Linked DNA regions of Homo sapiens: region 1 is linked to region 2. Evidence: chromatin contacts called from ENCODE Hi-C or POLR2A ChIA-PET data. All regions are on one chromosome and are shown on one strand. Each heading gives the region's core, a stretch centred on a gene start or an enhancer-like site at or near the end of the contact. The rest is flanking DNA. Distances are from core to core; before and after follow the strand shown.

Region 1 (7,462 bases), core at 2,154-4,653, 400 kb after region 2:
TTTCGCGCGCTTCGCTGCGTCCCCGCCGCCCCCCGCCGCCCCCCGGCCCCTCCCGCGCCGCGCCGCGCAGACACAATGGGCGCGGAGCCGGCTCTTCCTCCCCAGCGGCTGACGCGTTTGCAAAAATAGCTCTCGGCTCCCGGAATCCCCGCCCGGGTCCTAGCCCGCCCCCTGCCCCTCCGGGCCGCAGCCGTGGGCGACGCAGCCTGCCTGAGGGAGTGGGTCCCGGGGTCCCAGCTCTGTGGGCGCGAGGCGGGGCAGGGCGGCCCCCAGGGTGACTGGGAGAGCGCCGCTCTGGGGAGTGAGGGCGGCGAGGCTGGGGCCTCCAAACCCCAGAAGGGACGGGACGGGGCTGGCCTCGGTGAGCTGCCAGCCTGCGCTCTGGATCCAGCCGGGCGCGTCCCCTCCCACCCTCGCGCCGCGGCTGTCGCCGGCCCCGGCCCCCAGTGACGCCCAGGCTCGCCTCCTGCCTGGGTTCCAGGGGGCTGCACCCGGCCAGCGCCGCCCTCCGGAGCCCAGGCCTGTGCCCAGGGCACCCTGGAGGCCCAGCCTTTCTTGCCCGGTGGCGGCGGTTGGGGCAGGGTCGGACCTAGGCCGCGATGGGGGATTAGAAGACCTACCTGCCCCAAGTAGCTCGGACAGCTCACCCTCCCAGACACGCCTGGGCTACCTCATTTCGTCCGCATCGACTCTGCTGACATCCCAGGGGAAGCGTCAGCATTTCGGGAGAGCACCCCTTGCCACCCGACTTTGGGAACTGAGAACCACCTGCCCGCAGGTGAACTACTCCGCAGAAATGGCAACACCAGCCCCGGGGGCTGAAAGAAAATGTGTCTACAGCTTGGAGCTGGTGGCGCAGTGGGTTACAAACACTGATATTCCACGGGTTCCACCTCCTGTCACCTCAGTTCAATGGTTTTATTCTGGTTTGTAAACATGTAACAAATGTATATCCTCTCTGGGTGCGGAGAAAAGTGAGAGTATATTATGGCAAACACACAGATCTGGGGAGAGCTGCTCCGCAGGAGACAGCAGGCCGCAGCATGGGCGACCGCATCTTCCCAGCTCTAGCTTATGAGACAGAAACGACGGAAACGGGGTCAAGGGAGAAGAAAATGAAAATGCTAAGAATTTATGAATAAAAGCTAGAATTTTAGAGAAATACTTTATCACCTTCTGTTCACAAACCACGAAAAGACATATGATATCGTTGGTACCAAAGCATGTGAGAAGACCTCACCTGTAGAAGGAAGGACAAGCCACCACCACCCCTATCCTTGGAATTCCCAAGGTGGCAGCCGGAGCGACCATCCACTCTACTGAGTGGATTTGGGGCTGGAAACGAAGTATCAGGCTGGAAAGGACCCTGCCTATCATTCCACCCAACGTTGTCCAGTGAGGTAACAAGGCCTAGGCGCCCGTGACGGCTAAGGCAGAACCTAGAGGCCCACTGCCTGCTCCAGGACCAAGGGTCTGTATGCACAAAACTGGGCACCTGCCTGCCCTCTTCCTCACATCCCACTCTACCCACACGCTATTTCCTTCAATGAGGAATAAAGTGAGCCACCCGAAGGATAGAGTTCAACAGAAAATATTGGCTGCACTGTGCCACTTACTTCATTTTAAATAAAAATGGAAATGTATTCACTGACATCACTGAAAAGTTAAGGATAAAGGTCCTCTTCAGGCATGGCTAGACCCAGGAGCTCAAAAGGAGTCTTTCGAGCAGGTGTCTCTCCAGTCCTCCTCCGTGTTCCCCTGTGTTGATTCTTTTTCCTTCTGGCAGCCTTGGACTCACATCCTTGGTTTAGATCCTGGAAAGGAAAAGGTACAACTCTTTCCCAGTAACTCTAACCAAAGCCTGGAGCACGCACCCTGGATCAAGGACTGCAGTCCAGGAGGAGGGAACACACCAGTGGATGTGGCCCAGGGGTTGAAATCGGGAAGGGTGGTTCTCCAAGAAGAATCCAGGATCTGTCACCAAAAGAGCAACTCTAGTGAGGCAACAGAAACAACATATGTTGGCATAATTCATAATGATGATGTTTCCGTTATTGGGAACCCTGGGGAGACAGGATTTTGTGTTTTTGGAGTGATTTTCTTGACTCTCTTTAATGCCTGCCCCATAGATAGCCAGCTTCTCATGAGACTGTTTCTTGTTTCTCTTTCTTCTCTGCCACAGGCAGGGCCGAGGCTGAGCCCCAACCCAAGATGAGCCTTTGGTTTAGTAGCCTGGGACCTGGACATTTGGAAAGAGACAGATCAGACTGGAAGCCTCTCCATCCGGCTTCCACAGATTACCTTTGTGTTACTTCCTTTTCCCCTAGTCAAGACTTGCTTTAAGTTTTAAGGTGGTAGGAAGGAGATATTTTAGTAAAGTATCCGATGTATCTTTTTGGTGCTATGCTAATTATTACCAAGAGCCTCAGTGGTTTTGACTGCAGCCTCCACATTTTGCACCACCATGATGGGGTTTAGCAATAAAGGGCTGTCTGCTGTCCAGTAGGAAAAAACAGATTAATAGACATTAATAGAGCCTTCCAGAACACAGCCATTAAACAGCAACTCACCATAATTGAATAGCAACCACTCTACCTGCTAATTTCACTCACCAGGTGATAAGTTAATTTTACAGTTGATAATTTAACTTCTAACACATAAAAATATCATTTGGTTGAGTCGACTGGTAACTTTCCTTCAAATGTGGATTTTTATTGAAAAACACTGGAATTATGAAAAGGAAGGTAATGTTTACCACTCATATCAGACATGTAAGGCCTACTTTGAGCCTATTTCTTCATGGACATACATCATGGCTAAATTCCACTGAGTGGAAAATATTGGCTGCACTGTGGCACTTACTTCATTTTAATTAATCAGAAGGAGAGATTTTTTCAAAGAATAGCATGTACTTGTGTCTGCCTGAGATGAATTCCTCTTCCAGCAGCAGTGACATTTCAGGTCCTCTCCTTTCTATTCTTCATCAAGATGACTGCATCCAGAGAAGAACTCAATTATTTCAAGCAAACAGAAGGCAATAACTTGGCAGTAATTTTGAAATTGCATCCTAAAATATTCTCTTTTTTTTCCCTTTAAGGGCTTTGAAATAAAATGTGCCACCAATTAAAATGACTTTTGAGTGAATCCGATGAGCAATATATCATGGCATTATTATCTTTGCTTGAGTAAGGCTAATAACCTAAAATGCAAAAGGGAGCATCCCATTTATTCTTGAATATGATGAGTAAATAAAGACCAGAACATGGGCACACGTGTACACACATACACACACGCGCGTGCGCGCATAAGTGTGGGGTTATTTGCATGTTCTCACTGCAGACCTGCTGTGGAACTCTGGGTTCAGGTTCACTGCCCCGGTGCTTAACTGTTATAATACAGGAGTGCCCTCTGCTGAGCTTCTCGGATAATAGATGAAGGGCTCTACAGAGGCACATTGGCCTAGTGCTTAGCAAATGTTCAGTCCATAGTTATGGAATGAATGATGGATAAGTGACCCCCTGCTTTTCTTCTCTCTATGGAGATGCAGGAATAGAGCCCTACTGGTTAAACTGAGAAAGTGCCAGGGGCCCATGGGTGCTTTGCTTGGGGCTCAGAGCTCAGAGCCATTGATGCCAGTGTGGGTCTTGTCTGTGAGACCTGTGGGTTATCTGCTGGGAGAGGGGAGCCAGGAACCTGGCAGAGCAGGAAGTCGCTTTACTAGGAGAACTGTTCAAAGAATCACAATTGGTGGAAGAGATCAGAAAAGAGCATCCAGGAAACCCAGCTGAGACCAGAGAAGGGAAGAAAACTGATTTTTGCATCTAATTCGCAGGCAGGCATGAGCAGCTGTAAATGGAGAATGGGGCTGGGAGTCGAGAATGAAGGAGGCCAGTTGGCAGACAAAGTGACAAGGCCTGAAGCTCCTGAAGCCAGGTGGTCCAGGATTGAAGCCTTTTATCTGTCAGGAGAGGTTCCTTAAGGAAGAACCAAACCAATACTTCCAGAAGCCCCAGGGCATGCTAGACAAACCAGTCACCATCACTGCAGTGCAACCCCCTCAACTCCAGGAGAAACGCCGACTCAGGCTACGTAACAGTGGAAGCCACTAAGACACTGGTGCCAAGGGAAGTTTTGTGGATGGGACGGTAGATCTGGGGGGAGATAAATGAAAATCTGTGATGCCTGCAAGCTCCTGCTTCATTCAAGTGGTCCAAAGCCTGAAAATAAAAAAGATCCACTACTCTATTGGCCATTCAAGTTTATAATTCTAAGGAAAAAAAAATCAGGGTGCCTTATTTTTTATTTTGCTAAGCAACAGGGCTGAAACAATTCAGGTTTTTATTTTCCCAATGATCACCACTGCTAGTGTTTTGTATGGTTGTTGTTGTTGCTGTTTTCTCCAAGAAAAAAAATTTAAATCAAAAAGCTAAAAGGCTCCCCCGCTTCAAGTCTTCCTTAATAATTGTCGATCTCTATTACATTCCTGAGATAGATATAAAATTTTAGAAGCCATTATCTGGGCTGGGCATGGTGGCTCACATCTGTAATCTCAGCACTTTGGAAGGCTAAGGTGGGAGGGTCATCTGAGGTCAGGAGTTTGAGACCAGCCTGACCAACATGGTGAAACCCCATCTGTACTAAAAATATAAAAATTAGCCGAGTATGGTGACAGGCATCTGTCATCCTAGCTATTCTTGAGGCTGAGGCAGGAGAATGGCTTGAACCTGGGAGGCAGAGGTTGCAGTGAGCCAAGATCGCGCCACTGCACTCCAGCCTGGGCAACAAAAGCGAAACTCCATCTCAAAAAATAATAATAATAAATAGAAGCCATTATCTTTCCTATCAGTAATATTTTCAAATATAATTCTTATATAACACTATTTTACATCTCTCCCTAATATTTACATGGCATGTATTAAATGAACCTTTGTCAAGGATGTTAAGACTCAAAGCTTTGGAAGTCAGCACTCAGGCATACCAAAGTGACAGAAAAGTTCTTAGTGCCAGCTTCCAGTTCAGGGGGAAGAAAAGGCTTAGTATGCAAAAGGTATTTCTGAATCCTTTAATAATTCAATCACAGTAATTAAATTTCTACTCTAATAGCTACAGTGAAGGAAAAAAAAAACAAGTTAACAATAAATATCAGGTGATTAGAGAGCTGCACCATGAACCAAGAAGTATTTGATGGAAACTTGGATTACTTTCATTCCTCTTCTCCCACCTCTGCAGGTGAACTGAAATGCTATTATTTTCATTTAATTAAGCTTACTTGGCTGGACCCCAGAGAGATGAAAACAATCACGCTTTTGTGCCCCTGTCAAACCCTATTGGCTTTCTACAGTGCAGCAGGGAGGATGGGGTGTGTTGCCAGTGCCACCCTCTCTAATGTGTGGTCACTCAGGATGACTCTTCCCTTTAATACAACAGTTGGCTTTTGTAGAACCATCCTCTGTGTGGATACAGCACAGCATCTGAACAGAGCTCCTTGGCCCGTTGCTGCTTCTGTTGGAGTGATAGCCACTTGAGATGATCATTTCTTCCTTATGAGTCACACAGTGCTCATGTAACCTGATGCTTTGCTCCATCAATCACAGAAAATCCCTTTTACTCTCTTGCTTCTGCCTCTCCCAGTCTCCTGCAGCTGCTCTCCTAAGGTCATTGATGACCTATGGAAAAATCCAAAGGGCTGATCTGTGCGGATGGCTGTTTGGGATGGAGATGCTCATGGGTTACAGGCACACCATCCACCAGGACCTCCAAACGTGCGTCTTACAAAGCTGTGCTCTCTCTGTCTCCCTGATCACTAATACTACTTTTTGTGTGAGTCTTCTCATTATTTAGTCATCAGCCACAGACTGTGTTGGTCGTCAGTGTTGGGTCTGTGATGTTTTCTTTCTCTCAGCATCTAATTCCATCTAGCTCTCATGATTTCTCAATCTCTGTCACTGTCAAAAGCCAGAAGAGAACAACATGGACTATTGGACTCAGAGCATGCTCTCTTTCTCTGTCACTCTGTAGATAGGTAGATGATAGATGATAAATAGATAGATGACAGATAGATAGATAGATGATTGATAGACGACAGATTGATAGATAAATGATAGATGATATAGATAGATGATAGATCAATAAACAGACAGAAAGAGATTATCCAGCAAACACATCAACCAGCACAAGATGATAGACAAACTCATTGTCTTTCCCCTCCCTCTGCTTACCCTCTGCATCCAGTCAACCAATGTCCAGATGATTTTACTTTGGAAATGGCTCTTGGAATTAAAATTGTGAGCACTTTTAAACCACATTTATTGTTTTTTCTTCATGACAGTTGCCTTTACGTCCTCAATAAATGCAGTATTTACTTCCATTTTTGCATGTGGAAAAGAGCAAACTTCATCAAGTTCACTAGCAAGGGCCTCTATCCAGTCTGCTTGGGTACCAGGGAGGAGGGTTGGCCCAAGCTTACTTACAATCTGATTGGCCCAAGCTTAATACTTCATTGGTACCATTTTGATGAGTGCTCAATGAAGGGATGTGCTTCTAAGGGCAGGCTTAGTGTCCCCTTCTCTGCCTGTCAGGGGCGGGTAAGCTCTGTGGGATTGGCCACCTTATGTTCAGGAGTAGAGAAGGCACAGCTGGTTTATATCCTCAGCCTAAGCTGCTTGCTTCAATCTAGCATTTACTGCAGAGTTCTAGAAACAGATGGAGGAGGATGTCCATCAGTGTTTGCCCAGCTTGATAAAGTAATACCACCTGGTCCATATAGGGAAGTGATAAACCCAACACTCAACCTCTCACATAACCCAGAAGGAAATTCCACTAAACTCTTTGGCATCCAATATGGAACATGAAGACGTGACCTCTAGGCTACAACGAGAAAACCCTAAGGAGAGAAGAGACCCAAATAAAAAGGTGCCAAGATAGGATGAAAGGACACTTCAGACAACAAAAAATAAAAGCGGAGAGTTTATTTCCTCCTCCTTCTCATCATCCCACTTTTACTTATTTTTCATATTTTTATTCTGGTCAAAAGTATCACAATTTTTGTGGAGTATCTAGCCCTTTATTTGCATACTGCAGAGCAAATTTTTCTCTCCAGAGAAACTGACATTTAAGAGAACTAAGAAATGACTGAGTTGATAACTTTTTAGTATTTTTTAATTAGGTAAAACATTCACATGGTATAACATTCATAAGGAACACCACCCTCCCTCACCCCCTCACCCTTGCCCCCACCATAACTCCTCTCCTTAAAGGTGACTGCATTCATTAATGTTTTGTGTTTCCTCCAGTAATTAATTATTCTTTTTCACAGAGCCATACCTTAGAATGCACTTAGGCATCTCCAGAATCCTAAGCAAAGGAGGCAAAGGGAGGGCCATATTGTTAGTTAATGTGGTCATGGGGAGTCTAGCAGAGCCAAAATATATCCATGCCACACCAAGGTGAAGGACTCCAGAGA
Region 2 (7,449 bases), core at 1,555-4,054:
CTGCCAATGCATTCATTTCAGATTTCTAGCTTCCAAAACTGTGAAGCAATACATCTCTGTTGTTTTAAGCCACCCAGTTTGTGGCACAGACATCCCTCAGTATCCCTGGAGGATTAGTTCCAGGTCCCCGCATGGATACCAACATCCACACATGTTCAAGTCTTTTATATAAAGTAATGTAATATTTGCATATGACCTAGGTACATCTTCTCATATACTTTAAATCATCTCCAGGTTACTTGTAATAGTACCTAACACAATGAAAATGCTGTGTAAAGAGTTGTTCTACTGTATTGCCCAGGGAATAATGACAAGAAAAAACTATGTACATGCTTCAGCACAGATACAGGCATTCATTCTTTTCTTTCAAATATTTTCGATCCATAGTTGGTCAGATCCATAGATACAGAACCCACAGATATGGAGGGCTGGGGATACTTTGTTATAGAAGCTCTCTGAGACTAATACAGTATAGAAGAAGTTTGAGAAAAGGAGGTTTTCCAAATGGTGCTGTATTTAGCTATCTATTGCTATATAACAAATCACTACAAACTTAGTCACTTAAAACAACACCCATTTCACAATTTCTATAGGTCAGGGACCTGAGCATAACTTACCATCTTCTGTTTCAAAGTCTCACATAGTCTACAGTCAAAGTGTTGGCCAGGTGTCTCACCTGAAGGCTCAATTGGGATAGAGTCCGTTATACACTGGTGGTGGGGCCTGGTCCTAGCTGTAGTTAGTGTGCAGGTGACAGAGGGGGCCGTTGGGTAGGCTCTTAAAATCAGCAACAGAGGCTCATCTATCTTCAGATACTAAGAGAAAGGATAGCTTGTCTTAATCTAATAGGTTAAAATCTGTAGGGACGGCTGGGCATGGAGGCTCACGTCTGTAATCCAAGAACTTTGGGAGGCCGAGGTAGGCGGATCACCTGAGGTCAGGAGTTTGAGATCAGCCTGGTCAACATGGTGAAACCCTGTCTCCACTAAAAATACAAAAATTAGCCGGGCATGGAGGCAGGTGCCTGTAATCCCAGCTACTCAGAAGACTCAAGCAGGGAGAATTGCTTGAACCCACGAGGCAGAGGTTGCAGTGAGGCAAGATCAGGCCGCTGCACTCCAGCCTGGGTGACAGAGTGAGACTCTGTCTCAAAAAAAAAAAAAAAAAAATCTGTAGGGACAAAAGAACAGAGTATATTTAATGTAGGTAAACTGTGGCTTAAACTAAGACTACATGTTTGGGTATCTTTTCTGTAGTTGACATATTTTTGGAAATGTAATATTTTTGGCCATGTCAAAATAAGATAGATCGACAACTGAAGAAATGAAGGCTTCTTGTCATTTCCTTTTGTGGTATTTTAGCGAAATCCGTGGTAAGACCTCAGTCCTCTGAAATGTTGGGACTGTAGGTGAAAGCAAAAACAACAACAGCACAGCTGACATTTCACATAAAATTGTGTGCCCAATGCTTGCATTTACATACTCAATTACTTTCCTAGAACATGCATGTTAAGACATATATCTACCATTTTACATATATATTGAGCCTGCACTATATGCCGGGGACTATGCTTGTCACTGGAGATATGGCAGATAACAAGACAAGCTTTGTGGTTAAGATTTAAAGGGATAAATAATTAAATCCCTTGTCCTCAGAGTGCTAAATTGTGTCACACAGAAACATAAGTATCAAGTATGAATAAAAACTGCTTTGTGACTGATGGATTAGAAACTACAGTGCGATTCAAAGTCCAAAATTGACTTCCTACTTCTCCATGGATGTATAGTGGAGACCCCGTGAATGCTTCTGCCCATGGTAAAGTGGTGGGGAAAACCTTTGTGGTCTGTAGGTTGGGGGAGAGTGATGAGAGATGGAGAGACAGAGACAGAGGGACAGGCAGACAGAAAGAGAAAGGGACAGAGACAGAAAGAGACAGAGGGAAAGAGGGAGACAGAAGAAGAGAGAAAGGCAGACACACACACACACACACACACACACACACACACACACACACACACAGAGTCTTGTTCAAAGTCTCTTCCCTTTTATCCTCCAGGGAGCAGGGATGGTGGGCATGGCCAACATGGGGGACTGTTAGCAATCCTGCTCCTGGTTAACACCTCATCAGAGATGTGGCTCTCTGTGGGATATTTTTGAGGAGAGGGCCTTCTGCTTGGTTCGCCTACAGGGCCACTGGCTAGCCGGCTCTGGGGCAAAGAGCGTGGGCCAGGGAGATTGAGAGTTGAAAGTGATTTTGCTATTTCAGGGTCTTTTGACTTCAGGTGTGTTACTTATCTTCACTGAACCTCAGTTTGCCTACCTGTAGGATGGGATGTTTCTACCTACCGTAGTGGGTTGGGAGGATTAAGAATGAACACACGCCAACCATGACATGTGTGATATGTAGCAGGTGTTCAGCGAATGTTGGCTTCCTCTTCTCCCCCTTCAAGGCTGGTTTTTCCATCCCCTTTCCATTCTTATTGTTTCCTTCTAATATTCCTTCCATTCTGAGAAAGAGTAAGCTCAAATTTCTTCAGAAGTTTTGCAAAGGTTTGGTGGAGGTAGGGGAAAGAGTAAGAGGTTCTTTTGGCACCAAGTTTATTGCACTTTGGAGTTTTCCATGACTTGTGAAGGGATGGGGTGAGAAGAGAGAATGGGACCATAGACTTGGAGGTATCAGTGTCAGGAAGTCACACAGAGGTTGGAAGGTGGAGGCAGGAGTGCCCAATGCCCTACACAGGTCGTTGTCATCCTGCAGACTCCAGGAGGGAGAAGCAGGTCAGGTGAGTTCTGTGCACACCAAACCACGGGACTACAGAGACTCCTTTGTATTAAAGAGAGTATTGCAGGTGGTTGCTTCCTGTCAGCCACCTCTGATGTGAAATGGCTGAGTTACTAGGAGAGACCTTGTGTACAGTCAGGCATACATTTCAATTACAGTTCAGCTACTTTTTAGCTGGATTTCTCTGAGCAAAAAATTTGACTTCTCTGAGCCTTTATTACCTCATAGCGTTTTTGAGAAAATCACATGGGAGAATTTCTAAAAATGTGCTCCATAAATAGCGCTATTTTGATTTTGGTGTCTACGCAACCCCAGCATCAGCTCTCCCTGTTGCTGTCCAGAGTTACCTTCCTCCACTTTAAGTTAATCCCACCTGCAGGGGACCTTGGCCATTTATATGGCTTTATACCATAAGTGTACTTTATAGTACACATTCATAGTATAGGGCTGGGGAGGTATTATTCAAGCTACCAAAATATAAGTAAGAAACAAGAGTCTCATTGCCCTTTCTGGGAAAAGGATGGGCAGCAAATACTTTCCAAGGTCTCCTCTGCCTCTCTCAGATAGGGCCTGGGCCACTGCTTCCTCTCTTGCTGGTTTCCTCCTGGAGCTCTGGTGGAAAAAAGGCTACCCTTCACTTTCCTGCCTCTTCCCTGAATTTTCCCAATAAACCAGTAACTTCAGAATCTCTCTCTCTCTCTCTCTCTCTCTCTCTCTCTCTCTCTCTCTCTCTCTATCCATTCATCTATCCATCTTCCTACCTATCAGGGTTTGGCAAACTCTTCTGAATAGCAGGAAGGAATTACAGTGTAGAAAGAAAAAAAAATCAGTCAAGTGTAACTGTTCTCATAGTTCCAGGGAAAAGAATAATAAATGAACTAACTCATTCACAGACAAAATGCACCAATCCTGGCTTTACCCCTGGTTTTGAGGATAGCCTTCCTATCCTCATTCCATCCACACTTCCCTCTTAAATCAATAAAAGGCAAAATCCTAAACTTCTGTTTGGAAATGTGGAAAGGAATATGCAGGGAAGCAACATGATCGTCCCTAAAGCCAGTCTGGAACCAAGTGACTGACAGAGGCCCACATAGGCACATGATGTGTGTAGAAATCAGTCTAGGTGTATGTCCAGGTGTGTTCAAAGACTGAATGGAGACCTCCTCTGCAACTGCTGATCTCTCTTGACTAAGGAAATTGGAAACCTAAACCTAAAACAAAACAAAAAACTCACACATAAACCTGTGTCATGAGTAACTTCACTGGACACCAGGAAAAAGTCTTTTAGGCTGGGAGAAGGCCCTGGTCCATAGGCCCCAGCAGCCTCTCCCTATAGTTTGTCCAGGAGCTTAGCTCACTAACAATGAGTCTGAATAAAGAAGGAATCAGTACAGAATCTATACAACAGCAATATATAAAAAATGAGAAAAGAAATAGCAAACATATACAGCAGATAAGCAAGCCCCACAGAAAAAACGTTACCATGGGTCAGATGAACATTGTGATTAAACCAATTGCTGAGAATTTTCTAAAATCTTAGTGAAGAAACAGAGTTTTATAAAAAAATAAGCCAGGCACAGTGGCTCACACCTGTAATTCCAGCACTTTGGGAGGCTGAGGTGGACAGATTGCTTGAGCTCAGGAGTTCAAGACTAGCCTGGGCAAAATGGCAAAACCCCATCTCTACAAAAAAAATACAGAAATATGCAGGCATGGTAGTGTGTGCCTGTAGTCCTAGCTACTTGGGAGGCTGAGGCAGGAGGATCGCTTGAGCCCAGGAGGTCAAGGCTGCAGTGAGCTATGACTGCACCACTGCACTCCATCCTGGGCAACAGAGCAAGACCTTGCCTGAATAAAAAAATAGAATTCTTTAGAAAACCAGAGCCCAAAGATAGGGGCTCAGGGATGACATGGTCAGATAAGAGAATGAGATAAAGCATGAATTGAGAGAGGTCTTGAAAGGGGTGGATGAGAAATAAAACGACTATAGGAAGGAAAGCCAGATGGGAAGCAGTGCAGAAGGGAAGAGCTGATGTTGAAACTGTCAAAGGTAATGGATGATAAGATGGAGAAAGATGGGAAAAAAAATTCATATGAGCCAAGAGTCATAAGAGGATTGCAGAGAAAGTGAGAAATAAGCAAGACAGACAAAGAAGTTCAAACCACCCATAATTGATGCCTCCAAAGAAGATAACCAAATATGTTATTACATATTTTAAGAAGGTTGGGGGTAGAAATTGGGGAGATGTTGTTCAAAGGATGCAGAATTCTTGTTCATTAGAGGAGTAGTTCAAGAGATCTATTGTATTATACACTAGATATACAATGGTGACTATAGTTAGCAATATATTATATTTTTTAAAAATGCTGAGAGTGGATGTCAAGTGTTCTCAACATAAACATGATAAAACTATGTGTGGTAATGCATAGATTCATTAGCTAGAGTCAGTCACTCCACAATGTGTACATACTTCAACCATATGTCATACACAGTAAATATGTACAATTTTATCTGTCATTAAAACATAAATAAATTCAACCTTCCTACCAAAAATAAAAAATAAAGATATAATCCAAGTACAATTACTAAAAATAAAGAAAGACTTGGCTCTTCAGCTTGAAAGATCATAACAGTATGTCTTAGAGGGAAATATTTACAGAACCATTGATATGGAGCCTCATCTGAGTGAAGTTACTGAACATCAGAGAGAAAGAAAGAATCTTTTGGACAGGTAGATCAAGAGACCAAATTACCTCTTAACGGGAAAATACCAGCCTGGCTCACAGCCTCAATCGACCCTTGAAGTCAGTAGAGCAAAGTCTACAAAGTCCTAAAGAGAAAACGTGTATTTTATAGCAGTCTGTACCATGCATCATAAATAAGACAGCAGAAAACATCTTTGAACCTGCAAGCGCTTAGGGAGTGTGGTTCCCATGAGTCACTTTCGAAGAAACTACTAAAGGATGACATTCAGGCAATTTTTTACTGGAAAAAAAAATATGGTAAAAAGACCACCAGGGAGCACTGACTGACTCCATTAAGGTGTAGGGTTAAGACCAAAGTGATCTGGTTACTGGCATGTCGAAATTATGCAGCTGATGAAAACCAGGAGACAAGGAAACTGTGTACTGGAGAAGGTAAAGGAGGCAGGTGTTTTCCCTTGTTTAATATTTGCTATTTTCTGAATTTTGGCCCACAGACACTTATTATCTATTCAAGAAATAAATAATGTATTTAAAAACAACATGAAAAGGATGAGCCAACAGTTGAAGCTTCACTGTCTGTCAGCTAGAAACGAAAAGATATGTACAGTTCTGTATTATCTCAACCACAACAAATTGGGGTGGAGAGGAGTTGTTCTCTCACACAGTCAGGAAAAAGGATAAGAAGAAAAAGGAAAGGAAAGGGAGCATTCTTTCTTAGGGTTGGCATTTTCCCGGCAACCAGCATTCGAGTCATCCTTCTACAAGGACACCTTGTTACGTTGGTGTGCATTTGTGAAAGGAAGAGGTTATTGGGCTGACGTTTCATATCAAATGATGTCCATAGTGAGCCTGTGGCTTTTCATTCCTGTGAGCCTCACTAGATCCCCATGGCTTCCTTCCCCAAGTTCTGCCCTAACCTTGGTTCCAGAGTGGTTCAGATGGCATCTAAGCCTCAGCAGCTGGTCTCTGGTGGTTCAGTCCTGGATGCCTTCTCATCTTCAGAGCCACCCGTTTTCCATGTTGTAGTCTCATTCATCTCTCTGGGCCTCAGTTTCCTGGCCTGGGATTCTGCTTTGCTTTGTTTGGCTTTCTCCTACTCCTCCCAGCTTCTCCCCCAAGAGAATGTGGCCTTTTCCTTGAATCCCAGCCCAGTAGCAAGACCCTACCATACCTTAGAAAGCTCTGTTGGACAATGATAGACTGAACCCTGTCCTCATTGTGTCAAAGCCTCCTCAGTGGGACCCTTCCACCTTCTTTTGCAATGTCCAGTTCTATTTTTACATTAGGCTTATTGTTATTGTTGAGTGGCGTTTGGCTACCTGACGTCCCAGTGTGGACCAAATTAACTTCATGACCTTTGACTTGAATGGGTAGGTTTCTTGCCAAGCTCTAACATCCCTCTCCTTCTGTTGGAACGTGGACTCATCAATTCTTTTGCCTGATTATTTAACTCAATTATCCATAAGAGTGCACCTCAATTTTAATGTCCCTATGAATGATCTGGGTTCTTATTAAAATGTAAATTCTAGTTCATTAGAGCTGGTGATAGTCTACACATCTAATGAGCTTCTAGATGATGATATCAGGCACTCCTGGATATATAGACCACAGTTTGAGTAGCAAGGAATCTGTATCATATCACTTTAATTGGAGAGAGAAAGATTTTTTTAAGAAATTTATTTTTGCTAATCAAAACCACAATGAGATAACCATCTCACACCAGTCAGAATGGCGATTATTAAAAAGTCAGGAAACAACAGATGCTGGTGAGGCTGTGGAGAAATAGGAACGCTTTTACACTGTTGGTAGGAGTGCAAATTAGTTCAACCATTGTGGAAGACAGTGTGGAGATTTCTCAAGGATCTACAACCAGAAATACCATTTGACCTAGCAATCCCATTACTGGGTATATACCCCCCCCCCAAATTCTAAATTATTCTACTATAAAGACACATGCACAC

Evidence for each region. Hi-C counts contacts between places; a loop is a spot of excess contacts on that map. ChIA-PET counts read pairs that join two places held with the same protein, here RNA polymerase II (POLR2A). Pooled maps may share reads with other maps.
Region 1: a map of CD4-positive, alpha-beta memory T cell shows a loop between it and region 2 (11-fold over the local background). The contact joins two enhancer-like sites. A Hi-C loop is called at or near these places in 3 of 168 maps with a recorded cell type or tissue (CD4-positive, alpha-beta memory T cell, endothelial cell of hepatic sinusoid and naive thymus-derived CD4-positive, alpha-beta T cell) and 8 of 50 pooled maps. POLR2A ChIA-PET finds 5 or more read pairs at or near these places in 4 of 52 experiments (BJ, CD4-positive, alpha-beta T cell, PC-9 and 1 more).

The regions. Positions count from the first base shown.
Region 1 is chr2:234,497,210-234,504,671 of GRCh38, forward strand. No RefSeq gene overlaps it. Among named protein-coding and RNA genes, the nearest start is that of ARL4C, 3.9 kb to the left of the region's middle. RefSeq lists an enhancer at 134-907. Within about 2 kb of position 3,404, at least 3 of the 41 ENCODE cell types and tissues checked have a DNase peak (open chromatin) inside an H3K27ac peak, as active enhancers do.
Region 2 is chr2:234,099,472-234,106,920 of GRCh38, forward strand. No RefSeq gene overlaps it. Among named protein-coding and RNA genes, the nearest start is that of SPP2, 52 kb to the left of the region's middle. Within about 2 kb of position 2,805, at least 2 of the 41 ENCODE cell types and tissues checked have a DNase peak (open chromatin) inside an H3K27ac peak, as active enhancers do.